4 separate regions of the Homo sapiens genome follow, and all the other regions are linked to region 2. A link is a contact called in ENCODE Hi-C or POLR2A ChIA-PET data. All regions are on one chromosome and are shown on one strand. Each heading gives the region's core, a stretch centred on a gene start or an enhancer-like site at or near the end of the contact. The rest is flanking DNA. Distances are from core to core; before and after follow the strand shown. Region 1 holds the start of C1orf159 (chromosome 1 open reading frame 159). Region 2 holds the start of GNB1-DT (GNB1 divergent transcript). Region 3 holds the start of PRXL2B (peroxiredoxin like 2B). Region 4 holds the start of AURKAIP1 (aurora kinase A interacting protein 1).

The links. A loop is a pair of places that touch in the nucleus more often than their neighbours do. ChIA-PET counts read pairs that join two places held with the same protein, here RNA polymerase II (POLR2A). Pooled maps may share reads with other maps.
Region 1: a loop to region 2 is called in a map of naive thymus-derived CD4-positive, alpha-beta T cell, with 18 times the contacts of the local background. The contact joins the promoter of C1orf159 here to the promoter of GNB1-DT in region 2. A Hi-C loop is called at or near these places in 1 of 168 maps with a recorded cell type or tissue (naive thymus-derived CD4-positive, alpha-beta T cell), 1 of 37 single-sample maps with no recorded cell type and 9 of 50 pooled maps.
Region 3: a loop to region 2 is called in a pooled map, with 5 times the contacts of the local background. The contact joins the promoter of PRXL2B here to the promoter of GNB1-DT in region 2. A Hi-C loop is called at or near these places in 3 of 37 single-sample maps with no recorded cell type and 6 of 50 pooled maps. POLR2A ChIA-PET finds 5 or more read pairs at or near these places in 2 of 52 experiments (GM12878 and activated CD4-positive, alpha-beta T cell).
Region 4: a pooled map shows a loop between it and region 2 (7-fold over the local background). The contact joins the promoter of AURKAIP1 here to the promoter of GNB1-DT in region 2. A Hi-C loop is called at or near these places in 1 of 37 single-sample maps with no recorded cell type and 8 of 50 pooled maps. POLR2A ChIA-PET finds 5 or more read pairs at or near these places in 5 of 52 experiments (BJ, GM10248, WTC11 and 2 more).

What each region holds. Positions count from the first base shown.
Region 1 is chr1:1,114,568-1,117,937 of GRCh38, reverse strand. It overlaps C1orf159 (chromosome 1 open reading frame 159), which reads left to right and starts at 1,849. Exons shown (of 10, transcript NM_017891.5): 1 at 1,849-1,878. RefSeq lists silencers at 1,179-1,228, 1,269-1,388, 1,559-2,158.
Region 2 is chr1:1,889,895-1,893,232 of GRCh38, reverse strand. It overlaps GNB1-DT (GNB1 divergent transcript), which reads right to left and starts at 2,053. Exons shown (of 2, transcript NR_168264.1): 1 at 1,850-2,053; 2 at 507-1,333. It overlaps GNB1 (G protein subunit beta 1), which reads left to right and starts at 2,146. Exons shown (of 12, transcript NM_002074.5): 1 at 2,146-2,413. RefSeq lists silencers at 1,362-1,611, 1,672-1,771, 1,892-2,081, 2,642-2,831.
Region 3 is chr1:2,585,218-2,588,526 of GRCh38, reverse strand. It overlaps PRXL2B (peroxiredoxin like 2B), which reads right to left and starts at 1,750. Exons shown (of 7, transcript NM_152371.5): 1 at 1,579-1,750; 2 at 1,232-1,436; 3 at 735-786; 4 at 74-137. The coding sequence starts at 1,641. RefSeq lists an enhancer at 310-942.
Region 4 is chr1:1,373,459-1,377,079 of GRCh38, reverse strand. It overlaps AURKAIP1 (aurora kinase A interacting protein 1), which reads left to right and starts at 1,873. Exons shown (of 4, transcript NM_017900.3): 1 at 1,873-1,926; 2 at 2,290-2,375; 3 at 2,635-3,080; 4 at 3,178-3,344. The coding sequence starts at 2,324. The coding sequence ends at 3,279. RefSeq lists silencers at 1,883-2,062, 2,083-2,132 and an enhancer at 1,182-2,087.

The DNA of each region.
Region 1 (3,370 bases), core at 600-3,099, 780 kb after region 2:
AAAACAGACCCCCGTCTCTACAAAAAAATAAAGAAATATGTGTCAAGGCATGGTGGCACACACCCGTGGTCCCAGCTACTCTGGAGGCTGAGGTGGAGGATCGCTTGAGCCTAGGAGGTCCAGGCTGCAGTGAGCCACGATCATGCCACTGCATCCAGCCTGGGTGACAGCGTGAAATCCTCTCAAACACAAAAAAACAAAAAGGAAGTGGAAACACTGGCTCAGCTCCACAATGAGTTGCCGCAGACGGCAAGAGCCTGTGGCACAGACTGGACTCCGAGAAGGGGACCGCGACTGTGTCCTCCCCGTGGTCCTCAAACGTCGCCCAGGCCAGGTTCCTCTTAATGGGACCGACACAGAAGCTGCACGTCCGCGGGCGCATGGCCGGAAACCCTGCAGCTGTCAGCGAACCCCTGGTGCTGGGCGCCCACGCCCAGGTGTCCCACGGCCAGACACTGGTGGCATCAACTCCTCCAGAGGCCCTGAGGGAACCCTGGGATGGACCCTCAGGCGAACACTGTCCCTCTAAAGAGAAGACACAAATGTGACTTCCCCAGCTGTCCCCAATACTGTTTACAAAACATCCTCACGCTGTTAAGATGGGGGCTTTATTTCCATTGAAATCTCTGGCATTTAAACTTGGGATGGAACCCGGAGGCGGCGTCCATCAAGGAGGAACAACCCCAAGGCGCATGCAGGACGGGCCTGGGAGCTCCCGGGAGCAAGGGAGCTGGGGGGTCTGGGGGCCTGGGAGGTTGGGGGGTCTGGGGGGTTGGGGGGTCTGAGGGGTTGGGGGTATATGGGGGGTTGGGGGATCTGGGGGTTTTGGGGGGTCTGAGGGGTTGGAAGGGTCTGCGGAGGTTGGGGGGGGCCGCGACACCTGCAGCGCCCCCCCACCCTGCGCGCTGGCCCAGCTAGGAGAGGGCCCGGGGACACCGACAGGATTGAAGCCTTTGATGAGCGGACGGACGTCCCCAGTTCCTTCGGGGAGCTCCTTTAAACATGTTTGCCGAAAGCTGCGGGCGCCGCGGGACGCACAGAGCTGTCTTTTCTCCGAGGGTGGCTCAGAGGCAGAGCCCCGGAAAAACCCACGCGCCCGGCCTGTGGGGCAGCGACGCCGCCCAGACCCCGGGGCCGCCGAGACTCACGGGGGAGCGTCCTGAGACCGCAGAGCCCTGACCCGTCCGAGAGGCGAAGCCCCGGGAGCCCTCTGGGTCCGAGCCGTCCCAGTCCCGCACCCAAGGCAGGGTCTCTCCCGCCGCGCTCCGACACCGGCCGCCGAGGTCCCAGCACTGGCGCCGGCCGCGGACCTGGGGCGCATTTGGCGGCGGCTCGCGAGGCGCTCGGGGCGCTCCGTGGGTCTGGAGGGCGCTGGCCCCGCGCGCCCGCGGCCAAACCTGGTGCAGCCGCGCCGCCTTCTCCGATGAAGCCGAAGCCGCCCCGGCCGCCCCCAAACGCTCCGCCTCCGCCTCCGCCTAAACCGGCGGAACGCTAAGGACGCCGACGCTTGTGCGGTCGCCCGGGAGACCCCGACGACGCCCCGCCCCGTCTCCCGGCAACGCCAAGCAGCCGGCGCGCGAGGAATCCGGGGGAATGTAGTCCCTCCGTGTCAGGGACCCGAGACATGCGCTGGTTCTTCTAGGACTACATTTCCCAGGGCGCTTCGCGCCCCGCCCCGGCGCCCCACCCACGGCCGCGCGCGATGGTACCACCAGGCGAGGGCGGCTCTCGCGCGGGCCGCCGGGAGTTGTAGTTTTCTTTGGGAGCTGCGGGGCCTGGCGCCGGGGCCGGGGCGGAAGAAAGACTACAAGTCCCAGGGGGCGCGGCGCCACCGCCTGAGGGCGGGGTGTACGAAAGAGAAACCCGGAGGGCGCCGGGGTGAGTGAGGGGCTGGGGGCAGGCGTGAGGGTAGCGGGTTGGGGCGCTGGGGTCCGTCTGGGCGGCCGGGTCGGCGCAGGGAGTGCGAGAGGCAGACAAAGGTCGGCGGCCCTGGCCCGGCCCGAGGGACGTTCCCTGCGCGTCCCCCATTGTGCGGCGCGCGGAGGAGCCGCCAGCGCCTGGGCCCGCGTCCTCGTCGCCGCCTCCCAACGAGCCTGGCCGCGGTCCTATGGGGGAAAGGCGCCCGGGCTGAGCGGGACGCCTGGGGAGGGGAAGGGGCGTCTGAGGAGGGCAGGGGGACCCCGGGGAGGGGTGGGGAGGGGGTCCCTAAGGAGGGGAGGGGGTTCCCGGAGCGGGGAGGGGGGGTCCCTGGGGAGGGGAAAGGTTCCCGGGGCAGGGAAGGGGGTCCCTGGGGAGGGGAGGGGGTCCCTGGGGAGGGAGGGGGGTCCCTGGGGAGGGGAAGGGTTCCCGGGGCAGGGAAGGGGGTCCCTGGGGAGGGGAGGGGGTCTCTGGGGGAGAGGGGGCACCTGGGGAGGGGAGGGGGTTCTCGGGGCAGGGAGGGGGTCCCTGGGGAGGGGATGGGACGGGCGCCCGGGGGAAGAAAGGGGGCGCGTTCGCCTCGCCTTCCCGGCAGCCGGGAGTGGGGGCACCGGCGCGGTCCCCGGTGTCCTAGAAGTCGGCCACGATTCAGGTCTTTTTCCCGCGAGGCTTTAGGATTTGTTTTTGTCCGTTTGTCACCTGGAGTAGCCGAGGGCTAGTCGGGGTGCAGTTTTTCGGGAGCGCGTGTTCCGGTGGCAGCGAGTCGATGATTGAGTTTGGGTGTAATTTAAGCCCAGGTGTTCGGGGGCATTTCTTACCGCGTTTCAAAGCAAACGCGGCTTCTTCCCCGGGAACTATTTTGTGGCTGAATTCTTAGCCGCCTCGTCCTGTTAAATTTCAGGATGTCAAACTTGGCCTCCTTTTTTTGGTTTTCATTTTTCTTAGTATTACCAGGGTGTGCAGAGAAGGCAGAGCTGCGTCTTCCTCTTTTATTTTTCCGTAAGTTACTGGGGTACAGGTGGTGTTTGGTTACTTGGTTACATGGGTAAGCTCTTTAGTGGTGATTTGTGAGATTTTGGTGCTCCCATCACCCGAGCAGTACGCACTGCACCCTATTTGTAGCTTTTTATCCTTGTCCCCCTCCCACCCTTCCCTCCGAGTCCCCAAAGTCCAGTGTATCGTTCTTAGGCGTCTTCCTGTTTCCTGATGGCTTAACCTGGGAAACCCTCGCAGAGGGAGCCGGTTTTGAGCCCCAGGGTAGGGGCGGCCGCCTGGGATGTTCAGTGATGCGCCTGATTACTCAGGTTTATGTTCCCCGTTTGCATTCAGCCAGGATCCGTCATGGCCACGTTGTTTTTAACATACATGTTTATGAATTATACAGAAACGTTGTTTTCCTGACACACATCCCGCCCCCAGTACTCCTCCTAAAAGCCAGTCAGGCAGGTGTTTC
Region 2 (3,338 bases), core at 804-3,303:
AATGGTTTCAGGCACAGGAGTGATATGATTGACAATTCAGGCTGTGTCCGCAGTGGCTCCTGCCTGTGATCTCAGCACTTTGGGAGGCTGAGGTGGGAGGATCGCTGGAGCCCAGGAGTTTGAGACCAGCCTGGGCAACACAGGGAGACCCCCATCTCAAAAAGAAAGAAAGAAAGAAAAAAAAACCCAAAATAAATAAATAAAATAAAAATTAAAAAAATTTCACTGGGAATTCACTCCTTGCTCAACTGTGCTAGGCAGGCAGGCGCCCCTGTGGGGGCGGGGCCTCGGTGGTCCAGCGGAGGTCAGAGGCCACGCAGGGTGAGGAGCGGGTAGCATATGGTGGGGTGGAAGCAAGGATGAGAGACTGGTTACACAGGAGATAATCAGAGCCAGGTTCCTCACTCCCAAAGCAGGAGGCCCCTCATTCCGAACAGGTTGAGCCCTGTAGTGTTGGCCTGGCATCAGAGTAAACACGTGGTGCCCAAGAAAAACAGACAAACACGCCCATGAAACTGTGTGTATACATATGCGTGTGGGCATGTACATAGATGTGTTCCCTTGCTCCGCCAGCTGCAATGACACCCCAGTAGCAATGAGCACATCCGGAGCCAGATCCCGGGCTCTGCATGACATTCTCCCACAATGAACCAGGCTGCAGCAGAAATAGCTGGGTTCAGGCTGGGGCAGGGAGAATACAACAGGGCCCTGGAGCATCTCGTGCCAGAAAGAAAGGGCTCCAGAAATGATGCGGACAGGTGAAGTGGGAGGGAGAGAGAAGGGTGGCAAGGCGTGGGTTCCCTGTCTGGTGGAGGCTCCCCTAGGTAGGGGGAAGCGCGTGGCACGGAGGGCAGGTGGCGGACGCATCTGGAAGCCGCACTTACTGTGTGTCCACTTTCTCACACAAGCACCATGCACACAAAACAAGAAGGAAAACGTCAGCTGAGAGAGGCGGGTGGTGTCCCAGGGTGTGGAGAGAGTAGAAGGTGGGAAATAGGTGTTGGAGGTGGCATGGCCCCTTGAGGTTGTGGCCCTGGTTGAGGGGAGGCCCAGTGGATGAGGTTGGGTCTCTCTCCCCTTCAGCTGTGCTGGTGCAGGCCTGGAGGAAAACGGACGCCAGGTTTGGTGTGGAAGGGGAGCTCGGAGGCGATGAAGGCCCAGGCAGGTGGAAGGTGGTGGTTGAGGACCGGGGAGCAGGGCGCTGGCTGGGGAGAGGCAGAGTGAAGAAGCCGAGGGTGAGGGGCAGCCGGAACTCAGCTGGAAAGACAGCAGGAGGCGGTGGGCGCAGGGGCGGGTTCCATGGACGTTCTGGAGGCTTCTGAGGACACCAAGCCTGGAAGCCAGGACATGTGGCCTTCTTGACTTCGTTCCCCTTCCTCACCTGGAGGTCTCCAGTCCCCGCTGTCCACTGCTCAGCGGCATGGGAGGAGTCCGCGGCCTTACCCCGACACTCCCGCCCACCGGCCCCCGCCCCTGCCAGGCGGCCCTGCTCGCAGCAGCGCGAGGAGCCACGGGGTGCTGCCCTCCTCCGCAGCCCGAGGCCCACTTCACACGCACTGAGCCCAAGCGCGAGTCTCTGCCCGTCAGCCGCGTCTGAGCTCGCCGCAGTCCCTGCTTGAGAGGCCGGGGGGCACCTGCGCCTGCCCGGGACCCTGACCTGCTAGCGGGGCCTGTTGCCTCCTCTGCAGGAAGCGATCTCGCCCGCGGTGCCCCCACCCGCCCCGTCCCCGGAGGGACCGCCCCCGCCCGCGGCCTTCCCGCCCCTGCCCTGTCGCTTGAGTGCCCCCCGCCCGCCGTTACCCCACCCCCGCCCCTGGAGGAGCCCCCGCCCACGGTTACCCAACCTTACCCTGTCCCCGGAGGGCTCCACGCCCGCGTTCCCCCCGCCCCATCCCAACTCCGAGGGTCCACTGCCCCGGTCCCCATCCCGCCCGGTCCCCGCAGGGCCGGGCCGCCGGGGGTCTCCCGGGGCAGCGGTACCCGAAGGCAGCAGCACGGCCCCTTTAAGCCGCTCGGACACGCGCTCGGGGCCCGATGCGGTTTGGACGCGCACAGGCGTGCGCGTGCCCGTCGGGCCTGGCGAGCGCGCGCGACGCGCGGCGTGCGTGGTGACGCGAGCGCGTGGGGTTTTCCGAGGCTGCGGGCAGGGGCCCGCCGCGCCCATCCCGATGGCTGGAGGCGTCTGAGGGGCGGACGGAGGCGGCGGCGGCGGCGGCGGGAGCGGGAGCGGGCGGCGAGTGGGGAGCGGGGCCGGGAGTGGAGCAGCCGCCGCGGCGGGACTGGACCGAGCCTCGCCGGCGCGCACCTGCCCGCAGCGCCCGCGGAGCGCGCAGCGCGGCCCGAGCGCGACGACCTGCCGAGCGGCGGCCGAGGCGGCGGTGTGGGCGCGTCAGGCCGCGACGAGGGCGCTGAGGTGAGCGCGGCAGCCCCCAGCCCCGGACCCGGGTCCTGTTCGTCCACCCGCCCGCCCTGGGGGCGCCCGCCCCGCCCCCACCCCACCCGCCGGTCGGGGCCGCGTCTTCCTGCCCCGCCCGGGTGCGGCGGGCGGCGTCCGAAGGGGGGGCCGGGGGCTGGGGTCCGAGGTTCGGGGTGCAGGGTCGGGGTCGAGGGCGGGGTCTAGGGAGAGGAGCCGGGGTCCCAGGCCCAAGGCTGGGGGCCGAGTTTCGGCACCGGGGTGCGGGGTTGTGTGCGCCGCGGGCGCTTCCCGTGGCGGCGGCCGGGGCCCCGGGGGCGCGGGTCGGGCGGGGCCGGGCCCTGCGTGGGGAGCCGGACGTGGCTCTCGGGCCCGCGGCGCGAGAACAAAGGCCGGGCGGGCCTGCAGGCGGGGCGGTGTCGGCGGCCGGAGCCCCCGCGCGGGCCGCCTATCGGGGTGACTTTGAGGGCCGGGCGGCCGCGGGGCGCGAGCGTGGGGAAGGGGAACAATGAAATGGGGAAGCCGGGCCGCGCGCCGCGGTCGGAGTAGGGATTTAAAGCGGAAGCCGGGCGCGGCGTCGGGAAATGGGAAAATAACGGTTTCGGCCCTTTTCGCTGTGTCGAGCCGCTGAGGCAGTCGCGCTGTGGCCTCGCCCTTCTCCTGCCGAGGCCCGGGTCTGTCCGGCGCTGGCGCCCCGCGCGTGTCGACTCGAGGGTTGCGCGGACCCCGGCCCGGCCCCGCGAATGAATGGGCCCGGTGGCCGCGCCAAGATGGCGCTCCCACCGCTGCCTTTGTGGGGCGGCCGCCGCCGCGCCGAGTTTCGGGGCCCGGTTTGCGATATTCCGAAGGCCCGAAGGTGGGGGAGAGGACAGGAAATAGCACAAAGGCTGGGTGTCTTCCTCTTGCCTGGATCGGCTTTTCGGCT
Region 3 (3,309 bases), core at 501-3,000, 700 kb before region 2:
AGTCAATCCTAGAAGAAAGGCTCCTGGGAGCTCCCACCACCCCCCGGCCTGTACACCCTTGACCCGCACACACCTTGGCAGCCACATCACGCACGGGCTTCCCCAGAGCTGCTGGGAGGATGCTCAGGCTGTTGTACCTGCGAAGACACCAGGTCGCTTGGCCAAACTCCGGAGAAGCCTGGGTCCAGAGCCTGCTCCAGTGTCCATGAGACCAGTTCCTAGGTCAGGCCCCACCCCACCCACCCGCCTCACCAGGGCTCAGAGATGGCACAGGCGACCAGATCAGTAGCCAGCCCAGCCCACCGGCAGGTTGGACACCGAGCCCAGTGGCTGCTAGCCGAGGGTCCACAGAGGGTGCAGGGAGCATGGATGGGGCCCCAGGCTGGGTGTGCCCAGGGATCTGGCTCAGCTGGCAACTGCCAAGCAAAGGAAGCAGCCTGTGGCACAGACACCAGAAAGCTAGGATGGCCCCTGATGGGCCACGAGGCTCCACCCCACGAGGTGGTCTGGACACCGAGAGTAAGCCCCGGACGAGGTGGCTCATTACAGTCACCCAGCACCCAAGAGAAGGCCTGGCAGAAGGGCTGGTCAACAGTGCCACCAGAGCCGCCTTGCCCAGGAAGGCCCGAGTGGACAGCACCACAGAGGGCAGCAGGGAGAGGAGGTGGCAGGGAGCGGTGGGAACCCCTGGGCCCCCCACCCCACGCTACCCAAGGGTTCCCGCCCCCACTCACCGCTTGAAGCCTAGCTCCTTGTAAAGCTGCTTGCTCTCATCCAGGTAGAGCTCTGGAAAGCGGAAGCCACATGTGTGTGCCCCAGGCGCAGAACCAGCCCCCAACCCACTCACCACAAAGAATCGCCCTCCTCCTTCCGACCCTCTGTTCCTCTGCCCACCCTCCGTGCTCAGCCCACCCCCGCAGGGCAGGGAGGGGTAAAACGGGGCTGAGTGTCCCCCCTCCCCTCAGAAGAGGGGCTGAGTCCCAGAGGCAACAGGTGGAGCCGGCGGGGCAGAGCTCGTCCAGACTCTGCTGCTGGGCCCAGGTCTGTGCAGGGCACCACCCAGCCACCAGCTGCGGGGCGGGGAGGCAGGGAGAGATGAGGGACGCTGACCCGTGGGCATATCAAGGCCGCTCCAGCAGACAGAAGGGCCGGGGTTGGGCAGGAAAGGGCCCCGAACGCCCTGAGCTTAGGGAAGGGTATGTGCGCCGCCGCGGCGGGGAACAGGACGCACCTCCCGCGAAGTAGTCGCCGTCCAGGAACTCCTGCAGACCCAGGGCCTCGGGCCCTACGCCCACCAGGCGCACGCCGTGTTGGTCCAGGAGCCCAGCAAGGCTGCTGAGGTCCTGGGCGATCCAGCGGCACACCACGCACCCGAAGCGCCGCAGCCCGGCCACCACGCACGCGTGCTCCCGCCACAGGCTCCGCAGCTCCACGGCCTGCCGGGCGGCTGGGTCATGGGCGCGCCCCGTTGCCCCCAGCCCCGCCCAGGCCCCGCGGCCCCCACCACCCCATCGCTGCCAGGACGCCCGGGCAAGGAGCCAGGGACGCGCCCACCGCCCTGCGTCCACCCGGCCTCACCTCCCCGGTCACCGCATGCTTCAGGATGCACGCGCCCACGCGAGCAAGGTCCACCGTGCTCATGGCGGCCGCTGCCAGCCCTGGTTCCCGGCTCCCCGACTCCCTGTTCCCCGCTCCCGGCTCCTCGCTCCTGGATCCCCGCTCCCGGCTCATAGATCCAGCCCCAAGCCCCGCCCCGAGATGCCCCGGTCCCGCCTTTCTTGCTGCCGCCGAGGCCCCGCCCCTTCGGGCTCGTCTCCGCCCCGGGCCCGCCCCCAAGATGGCCGCAGCGCGCCCCGGCCACGCCCCCGACCGCACCCCGAGCCCTGCTCCGCCCCCTCGGATTCGCCCCTAGTCCCGCCTTGTTTCCCCTCCTACTCCAGGCCAAGCCTCGAGATCGCGGCGCCAAATCCTGGGTCCGCCTGCTTCGGTCCCTCCCGCCTCCTCAATCCGGGCCTTGCGGGACAGTTGCTGTCCCGCGTCCTGGTCCCGCCCCTAGCCCCGCCTCTCCGTTGGGCCGCCGACTTGGACCCCGTCGGCCATTGGCGCAGCAGGCGGAGCTGGGCGGTGCGGCCCTCGGTGCGCGGTGCGCCTGTGCGGAATGCGGCGGGAGGCGGGCAGCCGGCTCGGGGTCGTCCCGGGGGGCGCCGGGGAGCGGCTGGGTACGGTGGGCCCAGGGGTGGTCCAGGGAGCGGCGGGGGTCTCCCTGCGGCCTCGCGCGAGACTGGGCTGGACTCAGGGTTGAGGGGAGAGGGTGAGCGCAGGGGTCGCGGGCATAGGGGACCGCGGGCCGGGGTCTCCCGCGGGGCGGGGGTCCCAGCAGTGGGGGGCGGGGGGGTGCGAGGGCTTAGCCTTTCCACGTGGCCTGGTTTTCGCTTGAAAATCCCCGCAAATGCGGCAGCATCTCAATTATACATGGACGCGATGTCTTTAATCATGAAATACTGTTCATGTCGTGCCGGTTGCATATCAGCTTTTAACCCGCCAAACCTTGGGGCGAAATAGACCCCGGGGAGATAAGCACAGCTCCCAGAAGTGCACTGCGGGTCAGGTGCCTGGCAGATGCGTCCTGTTCCTCCCCCACTGCAGCCCTGTGATAGCTTTTGTCACCGAGTTGGGGTGAGGGCCGGGTCACAGCTTCACCCGGCCTGGGCTCCCACCTGAGCGGGCCCGGCCTGGCAGAGTCTGTGCTGCTGGCACGGGTCCTCACTCCCCAGGCCCCAGGACAGCTCCAGGGGCCTGGGCGGGCTGGAGAAGGAAGGGGGAGCCCCCACACTGTATTCCAAATAAAGAGAGGCCCCGGGGGGGTGCTGCTGCTTCGCCTGTGCCCTCGCCCTGGGGTGGTGAAGGTCCAGACTGCGAAACGGAAGTCGTCACTATGTCAGAAAGGGCAAAAAGCAAAACAAGGAAGGGGAAGCACTAGGAGGGAGGAGCTGTGGCAGCTCCAGAGCCCAGGAGTGCAGCCCCCAGAGACCAGGGCTACCCCTCTACCGTCTCGGGCTGTGCAGGAGGGGCCCTCTACCCTCTGGAGTTGTGCAGGAGGGGGCCCCTCTACCATCTGGGGCTGGGCAGGAAGGGCCCCCCCCCACCGTCTCAGGCTGTGCAGGAGGGGGCCCCTCTACTGTCTCGGGCTGTGCAGGAGGGGGCCCCTCTATCTTCTGGGGCTGTGCAGGAGGGGGCCCCTCCACTGTCTCAGGCTGTGCAGGAGAGGGCCCCTCTGCCGTCTGGGGCTGTGCAAGCAGTGAGCAAGCT
Region 4 (3,621 bases), core at 624-3,123, 520 kb after region 2:
TGTTCCTGCCACTCCTGTGGGCGGCAGCCAGTCAGGTCTGGCCCGGGCATTCATCGGGGTGGCCACTGTCTGCAAGCCTCCCGGGCCGGCTCCATGCAGCTCCTGTAGCTGAATGATAATTCCCCAGCCTTGTAGCAGCTGGGTCCTGCTCTAGCTGGGACCTTTCCCTTTTGGCCTGGAGCCTATTGGGTACAGGGACCCCAACAGAGTGGTCTTCCTCACTTCACCTCCCTGAAATTACTTCCTGAGAGGGGGAAGGACACCCTGGTTCATCCTGCTCCTCAAGACTTTCTCAGACTGAAATGTCCACATCCCGTTTCTTCTACCAGTCCCTAACTCAGGGGAGGTACTTATATCTGCACGTCAATGCCTCAGAAGCCTGAAGGCCAAGGTTGCCAGCCCAGGTTATTTCTGGTTCTCTGGTTCTTCTCAACATGCTCACCTGTTCTCTGATGGATTCTTTGCATCTCCCTGGACCCCAGCCGGGTGAAGACAAACACAGGGGCACCAAGGTGAGGGCTGCTCTGGAGGCACCAGTCTGCTCATTTACGGCCAAATCCACTAGGGGAAGCTGTGCAGCAGGGGTGAAGGGCGGGCCCGCAAATAACGTTCGTAAACCTTCCTGCTTGGAGTCCCAAGTAGCCCCTCTGAGGGGTAACGTAGAGTCATCTGGGGACCTCAGTTGTAGAGGTGGGCCTGGAGCCTGAACTTTATGTCCTCACACTGGCCTATCCTACCTGTCACTCACTGCTTAGCCAGGCTGGGCCCGGCAGATGACCTGGCCTTTCCACTTCCTGCTAAGCGTCCCTGGAAGACCCTCCTGCAAGGCAAGTCTCCGAGCAGGCCCAGCAGGCTCTGCTCCACACCCCTCTCCCACCAGGCGCCCCTGCAAGTCCATGCTGGGGTCTCTATATTAGCCAACCTCACGGAGGTCAAAGGGGCCTGTCTGGAGTAGAAAGGTGAAGCTACACGTTGGCAGCGCCTACTCTGGGGAGCATCATTAGGGGCTCAGCCAAACCCAATCCACCAGAGAGGCTGCTTTTAGTTCTCAGACAAAAAGTGTGAGTCTGATTTTTATTTTATTTATTTATTTATTTTTTTGAGACAGGATCTATGTCACCCAGACTGGAGTGCAGTGGTGCGATCTCGGCTCACCGCAACCTCTGCCTCCTGGGCGCAAGCGATTCTCTTGCCTCAGCCTCCCGAGTAGCTGGGATTACAGGCGCCTGCCACCACGCTAGGCTAATTTTTGTAGTTTTAGTAGAGACGGGGTTTCACCATGTTGGCCATGCTGGTCTCGAACTCCTGACCTCAGGTGATCCACCAGCCTCGGCCTCCCAAAGTGCTGGGATTACAGGCCTGAGCCACCGCGCCCAGCCTGCGTCTTATTTTTTTTTTTTTAACCCCAGGAATGAGGAGTCGGGGAGGCCCGGTACCGCAGGCTCAGTGCTTATTCCGGGTCCTTGGTCTCTAGCAAAAACGGGGGAAATAGCTCTAGACGCTTCCGCCTTCCACGTAACTCCACTTCCGTTGCCAGATACGTCACTTCCGTAGTCTTGAGCCCGCACTTCCGTCGGCCCGTTGGGAATCCGGCCCCTGGGTGGTCCGGAAACGATTCTGGACCTGCGGGTATATCCAGGGCCCGCACCCCCTGGGATTGTGGGAAATGTAGTTTTTTGCCTCCGTAAGGGACCAGGCGGAGCTGAGGAACCGCGCGAGGACTGGGACCGTGATTCCACTAACCGGAAACCGTCGCCTTTCGGGCCCGGCGGGGCCTGAGCCAATGCAGAATCGGGGGCCGCGAGGACGCCAGCGGGCGCTGTGCGTAGGAACCGCCGGGTGGCCGCTGCCGATCGGGGCCGACTTGGGGACGGACCGGAAGTGCCCGAGGGCGGCCGCAGAACGGTCAATTTGAGCCGCGTCGAGGTCGGGCTTGGGAAGGGTCAGCGGGAGGCCTGAGGGCGCCGGGCGCTGCGGCAGGCGGGCCCGGGGTCCAGCCGAGAGGGTCCGGGCGCCAGGCAACGCGATTCGCGCGGGGGTGAACCCGGGGAGGGGGCCGGCCTCCCCGTTCTGGGACCTTTCGGTGCGTCCGAGCGCGACACCGCCCGCGTCGGGGGCTTGGGAGCCTCGGGGCGCGAGCTGTGTTGGAAGCAAAGTCCTCCTTGTGGGTTGGGGTGGCGGAGGGAGAAGGGAAGCGAGGGTCGCGGCGGGACCAGACGCCCCAGTCCCGGCCCGCCCGCGACTACTGAAGGCGCTGCCGCCTGACCTGAACGGGCACTTGTGTTCCAGCTCCCCTGGGACCTGTGGCCGCCGCCCACAGACCATGCTCCTGGGGCGCCTGACTTCCCAGCTGTTGAGGGCCGTTCCTTGGGCAGGTAGGAAGCCGCGCGGGGGCGGATGGGAGGATGCACACCTGGTTAGGAGTGCGGGTCTCAGCAGCTCCGCTGGGGCAGGGCCGGTGGCCACACACACACTCTTTCCCCTCTAAGCTTCCGATGCTCACAGAGGGAACCTCAGGGGTTCAGGCCAGGAATGAGGTGCGGGGGATCCTCGCTGGGACGAACCTGCTGCTCCTCAACCCGACGGGCCTGTGTGGTCTCGCGAGCGGTGACCGTGGCGTCTGGTTTTCTGCAGGCGGCCGCCCGCCTTGGCCCGTCTCTGGAGTGCTGGGCAGCCGGGTCTGCGGGCCCCTTTACAGCACATCGCCGGCCGGCCCAGGTAGGGCGGCCTCTCTCCCTCGCAAGGGGGCCCAGCTGGAGCTGGAGGAGATGCTGGTCCCCAGGAAGATGTCCGTCAGCCCCCTGGAGAGCTGGCTCACGGCCCGCTGCTTCCTGCCCAGACTGGATACCGGGACCGCAGGGACTGTGGCTCCACCGCAATCCTACCAGTGTCCGCCCAGCCAGATAGGGGAAGGGGCCGAGCAGGGGGATGAAGGCGTCGCGGATGCGCCTCAAATTCAGTGCAAAAACGTGCTGAAGATCCGCCGGCGGAAGATGAACCACCACAAGTACCGGAAGCTGGTGAAGAAGACGCGGTTCCTGCGGAGGAAGGTCCAGGAGGGACGCCTGAGACGCAAGCAGGTGAGTGGCCCCCTGCTTGGCCCTGGGAGGGCAAAGTGCTGAGAACACGTTTCTTTGCCACGAATTACTTGGCGGTCCCTCTCTCTGCGTCTTGCAGATCAAGTTCGAGAAAGACCTGAGGCGCATCTGGCTGAAGGCGGGGCTAAAGGAAGCCCCCGAAGGCTGGCAGACCCCCAAGATCTACCTGCGGGGCAAATGAGTCTGGCGCCGCCCTTCCCGCCCGTTGCTGCTGTGATCCGTAGTAATAAATTCTCAGAGGACTCAGCCTTTCCTGCGGGTCTGGAGCTCCATTTGCCGGGTGTGAGGTCTCTCAGGATTGAGGCTGCTGCCAGTCCCAGGTGTTGCAGAAGACCCGGGCAGCAGGGTGGCAGATTGGCCGTCCCTCTCTCTAGCTGGCTCTTGGCCGCCGTCCAGAGGGTGCTGGGCCTGTAGGAGCCCCAGCCTCGCTGTGAGCAAATGTGTGCTGTGTGCAGTTCAGGCTAGGTGCTGTGGGATCACTGTGAACAGATCCCACAGCCCCTCCCTGAGCACCACATTCCCT